2 separate regions of the Homo sapiens genome follow, and region 1 is linked to region 2. Evidence: chromatin loops called from intact Hi-C (ENCODE). Cell type or tissue: PC-9. All regions are shown on one strand. Links, peaks and the distances in the headings refer to the core of each region. The heading gives the core; the rest is flanking DNA.

Region 1 (2,903 bases), core at 233-2,732, 58 kb before region 2:
ATAATAAAATAAAATAAAAATAAAGTAAGCCTTCCAAGGACTTAAAAAAAAAAAACAATGAACTCAATACCACTTGCCTATTCCCACCCTATTGGTTATTGCCCAAACTTGTGTCAAGGCTGAAAACACCAAGACCAATCAGACACAGCATCTGCCTTCAAAGATCTCTCAAGCCCCTGGGATCACATGACCAAGAGTAGGTCATGTGACCAAGGTCGGGTCAATGACAAAGACCTAGGTCATGTGCCCAAGATCAGTCACATGACCAAAGGCTACAAACAGCTTGAGTCAGGGTAGTGGGGCTGCCACAGTTACTTCTCAACCTCTAAGGCTGCACAAACCAGAGATCTCAGTTCAAAATGAGAGGGAGACATCCCTGCCCTGCCCCTGCAGCTCAGGCCCTGCTGAGGGTATGTCTGATGCCCAATAACAGAGCAGGAAAGCTATAGAAAGGGGCTCAGGAGGTTGAGAGACCCAGCCTGGAGAAGAGCAGCAGCTGCCTGCAAATCTATGCTGAGCCTCGTGTGGGTCAAGGGAGCAGAGGGCAAAGCCAGGACAAATAAGGGTTGGGGTGGTTTCTGGAGAGCCATTCCAAGTTTTAGCACAACCTAGGAAATGTTTACAACAGTTCAAGAGTGACCTGTGCTGACCTGCAAGCAGGCTGTTCTCCTTCACTGAGGTTAGACAAGCAAGTTATATAAGTGACCACGTAGCAGGGTGCTGGGGAGGGAAGTTTCATCCAGAGTCTGGGGGAGCTGGTGGCTGAGGTCCCTCCATGACTCCTTAACGCTTTCAGGGTCAGAATCTAATCACGTCCACCTGGATTCATCTGACTAACCAGGCTAAGGTGATGTGTTCAAACCTTCAACGGCCCAGTGAGCCTTTCACAGAGACACTACCCCAGACCAGGGCCTGGCCCTTGCGAGGGCCTATGCCCTAAACCCTGCCCCTTGAGAACATGTTGTTAGATACCCCAAGTGAACACGGGGTTAGTTCGGAGGAACAGTTCTCATGGGGGATCCCAGTTCAGATCAGAGGTGCCATCCTGAATCGGGCCCAGTGAAATTTCCAGGTATACAACCATGAGAAAACTCTGCCACCACGACACAGGGATGCTAGAGGGACATGAAATCCCAAACCCTGGTGTTCCCCTACAGACTCCTTTGCAACAAACACAGCCCTAAGACTGGTCCTGAGTTTCTAGTCCTCATCCGGTGTCTCAGGCAATCTTCACATTCATCCTGTGAGGTCAGGAGTACTCTCCCCATCTTAAAGATGAGAAAACCAAGGATTGGAAAGGTAAAGTGATTTCTCTCAAGATGTAAGTGGAGGGCTGGGTACTTGAACCCAGGTCACCAGGTCAGGGCTCTTCATCGTCCTGAAGGAGGGGAGTAAGAAAGGAATGGTCTCTTTGCTCTTACTAATCCCTTCACGCCACAGCCCTGCCTCCTCAGGGAGACTCTTGGCAGGGAAGAAAGAGTGGGAAGAGGCTACTCATAGCAGGAACTTCTTAGGCTGTTAGCCTGACCCCCTAATGATCCCCTGTCAAGTCCACCCTGGCCCTGCCTGGAACAGCACATACACAAAGGAATGCAGTGGCACACTCCAGCCCATGCGCACCTGCACAGTAACCCCTGCCAAGTGTGTGCGGCATCCAGCACAGGGCCTAGGAATGGCTCTCACACATAGGAAAAAGGTGCTCAACCTTAGAACCCTAAACTAGAGGAAGGCTCATTGAAATTACCCTAAGACAACTTTTTTTTTTCCACCTGTCAGACTGGCAGTTGTGACACACTATGGGCCAGGGTGTGGAAAAACGATCTCTTCATTCATTGCTGGTGAGAGTAAACATCAGTATAGCCTCTGTGAAGGGCCATTTGGCAATGTCATTCAACATGCAAAATGCCTTTGACCCAGCAATTCCAAGCCCATGTGCAAAAGGACATATGTACAGTGCTAACCATTGCCACATTGCTTTTACAACAGCAAAAGACAGGAAGCACCTATATGTCCACCAGTAGGGGACAGATTAAATAAATTGGACCACAGTGAAATTGCACATGCCCATTGCAAAAAACAACTCACCTCTAAGCATACTGAGCTAAGGAGACAATCATGATCTAGTATCAACATCTGAGAAAAGCAAGGTGCACAAAGAAAGGAACTGTGTGCTCCCATCTGTGTGAGGGTATAGATATAAAAATATATATAAATGCATATTTATGGATAGACTCTTGTATGCAGAGATTATCTCTGAAATGGAATCTAAGAAGCCAGTTATAATCTTTTCTTCTAGGGAGAATTGTGTGCGCTGGAAGACAGGAGAGGGAGGCATTTTATACCATGTATATGTGCTACCTACTCAAAAGACAGATTAAAAATAAGAATTTTTCTAAGTGCATGTAGCAGGGTGGTTTTTTTTTAGATACCAATTTATATCTTCTCCCAGCTCTGGCTCCTTTGCCTCTGGGAAGGTTTGTGGCAGAGCTTCCTGGCTTTTGTTTCCAAAAGCTCTTTTGTTCCCAAGAGGAAAGGATTTGGAGACAGAGAATGCTTCAGGGTGAAAAGAGATCCTCACACCCTGGCCCTGGGTGGAGGAGAGAGTCTTCTATACGGGTCCCTTCGCAACTCCAGGAAGATGGAGAACAACATAAGAAGACCTGGCCATCCCATGCTCCAGAGAGCGTGAACCCTTGCAGCCAGGAGCTGCAAGCCCAGGACAAAAGGGACCACCAGGCTGGGTTCTGGGGTCCTCGTGCTCACCGCTGTGGACGAAGGACCCCTTGCACATGTGTGCATGCTGCAGGCACCCTTCCCCCACCAGAGTGCTGGGAAGACCCCTGGAGTTTTGAGGCGATGGCAGGAGAGGGAGGAAAGAGAAGCTCCTGGACACACAGAGGAGG
Region 2 (2,903 bases), core at 318-2,817:
TCCTGGAAGGCAGCTGGGTCCTACCAGGAAGTCCCCAGTCCCTAAAGCCTCCATGGTCTCTGAAAGTTCACACTCTGTCCTTGAAAGGGGAAAGGATGCCGGATCTCAAAGAGGGACCCTTGACTGAAAGGGTCTGGTCTCTGTCTCCCAACCTGCTTAACAGGTAGAACAGGAGAACCAGGCCACCTCCAGCCATGAAGTCTCATAACATATGAAGATGTATGTGAGAAAACATCACAGCTTCTGGCCAATCTGACCCAGACATGGCCCAGGCAAGTGGCTGGGGCAGGGACACTGTCCAGCCATGTCCTCGTATTCTGTGTCCTGCCACACTGGACTTCCAAACACAGGTCAAGTCACAGAGGCCTCAAATGGGGGATAAGGGGTTCCAGGCCCAGGGTCACAGGCTTGAGGTGGAACCTCTCTGTTTGAGCTGCACCATCCTTGGCTCAAACAAGGACACCACAGCCAGAACTGAGCGGCAACAAACGTCTCAGGCTGGGACCTGCCAGGTCTGCTGCTGGGATAGGTGATTTCACAGAGGTCGGCGTATTTGCATAGGAACGTGAGGCCATCCAAGTTCCAGCACACCCCAGACTGCGGGAAAGCTTTTGAAAAGCCTGGAGTCTGGCCAGGCACGGTGGCTCACACCTGTAATCCCAGCACTTTGGGAGGCCAAGGCAGGCGGATCACGAGGTCAGGAGATTGAGACCATCCTGGCTAACACGGTGAAACCCCGTGTCTACTAAAAATACAAAAAATTAGCCGGGCATGGTGGCAGTCACCTGTAGTCCCAGCTACTCAGGAGGCTGAGGCGGGAGAATGGCGTGAACCCGGGAGGTGGAGCTTGCCGTGAGCTGAGCTGAGATCGCGCCACTGCACTCCAGCTTCGGCGACAGAGCGAGACTCCATCTCAAAAAAAAAAAAGAAAAGCCTGGAGTCTGGACACTGGTGTCTGATTTGACCATATTTGACCATAACCTTCCCATTGGGGACCAAAGAAAGTGAGTTTACCATCTCCTTGCAGGATGCAATGCCCGTCCCAAGATACACAGTAGAGTAATCGGTGCCCTAGGGCTGGGAGTTTCTCAGAGTCATGCCTCAAATCCTCTGGCACCTCCCCAAAGATTTAAGAATCCCAGCGTTGTCCAGGTATGATGGCTCATGCCTGTAATTCCAGTACTTTGGGAAGCCAAAGCAGGAAGGATTACTTGAGGCCCAGAGTTTGAGACCAGCCTGGGCAACGTAATGAGACCCCCATCGTTATGAAAAAAAAAGTATTAAAAAAATTTTTTTTTTTTTAATCTGCGCTAGTCCCCTTTCCAAGCTTCCAGATGTTTCCTCCTCTGAGTGATCCAGCCACTAGTCACTGCCCCTGGGAGCCACAGAGTAAGGGGCCCAGGAGAAGTCTCGCTTTGGGAGGATGTGAGAGCACACGCCCCACTCCAGGAGGACCCCAAAGGAGGCTGACTCAGCAGAGCAAGGTCCAAACTCTGGAAACCCAGGCTCTGCCGTCACCTTCTTCTGTGACGTTGGCCAAATACCTACCTCTCACGGGCCCTCAGCGACCCATTGTTAACGAGGACTTGGAACATGAGTATCGAAATGTTCCCTCCCATCCTAACACCGTAGGATCAGTACTTTACTGACTCAAATTACTAGGTTTGCCACATGGAAGCCTGCCAGCTACACCCCTCAGAGCAGAGGCTAACACCTGAGAGGAGAATAAACTGGTTCCTCCAGCCTGGGAGGCCCAACCCTGTGGCCTCGGCTCTGTCTCTGCAGATATTCCTGCCCCAGCCTGAGAGGTGCCAAGACCCTCTAGGCTGTTCACTCTGCTCCTGCCTAACCTGGGGACCTGGCCCCCACCCCCTACCCTCATTCTCTCAGTGGGAGAGAGGGGCAGCCTGTTGGGGTGCAGAGGGAGGGGCACAGGGAGGTAGACAGGAAGGGAGGGGCAGTGTGGCTGGCAGGAGTCAGAATCAACCCTTCCCAACAAAGGCAGCTCCACCAGGCTGGCCTCTCTCCAGCTTCCCAGGAGCCCTGGCGTCCCAGCCAGAGGGATCTGTCGAAACACAGTGCCAAGTCTTACCCCGGCACTCCTGTCTTCATGCTCTTTGGAGTTCCTTTTAGCCCTCTGCATTCTTCCGCTCCAGCCAGGTTTCTTTACTTTTGGGCACTTCCTACCCACCTTCCACCCCTACCCATAGCAGTCCTCCCACACTTACACATGTGCCTCTTCCTTTCCATCCTCCTAGCCTTTGTTCAAGCCACTACCCCCACCTGGAAGCCGGCCCCTGGCCACCTTTCTTTTTCTTTTTTTTTTTTTTTTTTTTTTGAGACGGAGTCTCGCTCTGTAGCCCAGGCTGGAGTGCAACGGCACGATCTCGGCTCACTGCAAGCTCTGACTCCTGGGTTCATGCCATTCTCTCGCCTCAGCCTCTCAAGAAGCTGGGACTACAGGCGCCCACCATCACGCCTGGCTAATTTTGTTTTTGTATTTTTAGTAGAGACGGGGTTTCACCGTGTTAGCCAGGATGGTCTCGATCTCCTGACCTCGTGATCTGCCCGCCTCGGCGTCCCAAAGTGCTGGGATTACAGGCACGAACCACCGCACCGAGCCCCTGGCCACCTTTCTATACAAACTGTGCCAGCCTTTAGGGCCCATCTCCCAGAGAAACCCAGCCTTCACTGTCTGTCTCAAGCCACTCACTGGCCTCTCTGCTCCGTGGGGAGCTCTGTACTGTAAATTGTCCCTCCTACTCAGAGCTTCTGAATCCTCCCCACCCCTGCCCCCACCTCCCTGTTGCTGGTTAGACTGGGGCCACCATAAATGATGCCTTTCTGTGTAACTGAAATCTCCCCTAGAGATTGAGAACTGGTAATAACCCATCTGGATTCAC

The links. Hi-C counts contacts between places; a loop is a spot of excess contacts. Peaks named below come from ENCODE experiments on the same cell type or tissue, not always from the same donor. Only the 100,000 strongest peaks of a DNase experiment are listed, where the experiment ranks them.
Region 1: it touches region 2 in a loop (5-fold over the local background); 12 of 110 quality-filtered maps call a loop at or near these places.

The regions. Positions count from the first base shown.
Region 1 is chr17:6,492,868-6,495,770 of GRCh38, forward strand. The region is part of intron 4 of PITPNM3 (PITPNM family member 3); the gene reads right to left. Among named protein-coding and RNA genes, the nearest start is that of PIMREG, 50 kb to the left of the region's middle. RefSeq lists an enhancer at 64-565. In PC-9, for the core only: no CTCF peak of the experiment used is centred there; a DNase peak (open chromatin) is centred at 1,594.
Region 2 is chr17:6,550,447-6,553,349 of GRCh38, forward strand. The region is part of intron 1 of PITPNM3 (PITPNM family member 3); the gene reads right to left. Among named protein-coding and RNA genes, the nearest start is that of PITPNM3, 4.7 kb to the right of the region's middle. In PC-9, for the core only: no CTCF peak of the experiment used is centred there; DNase peaks (open chromatin) are centred at 1,115, 1,605 and 2,035; H3K4me3 peaks cover 1,006 bases; H3K27ac peaks cover 1,915 bases.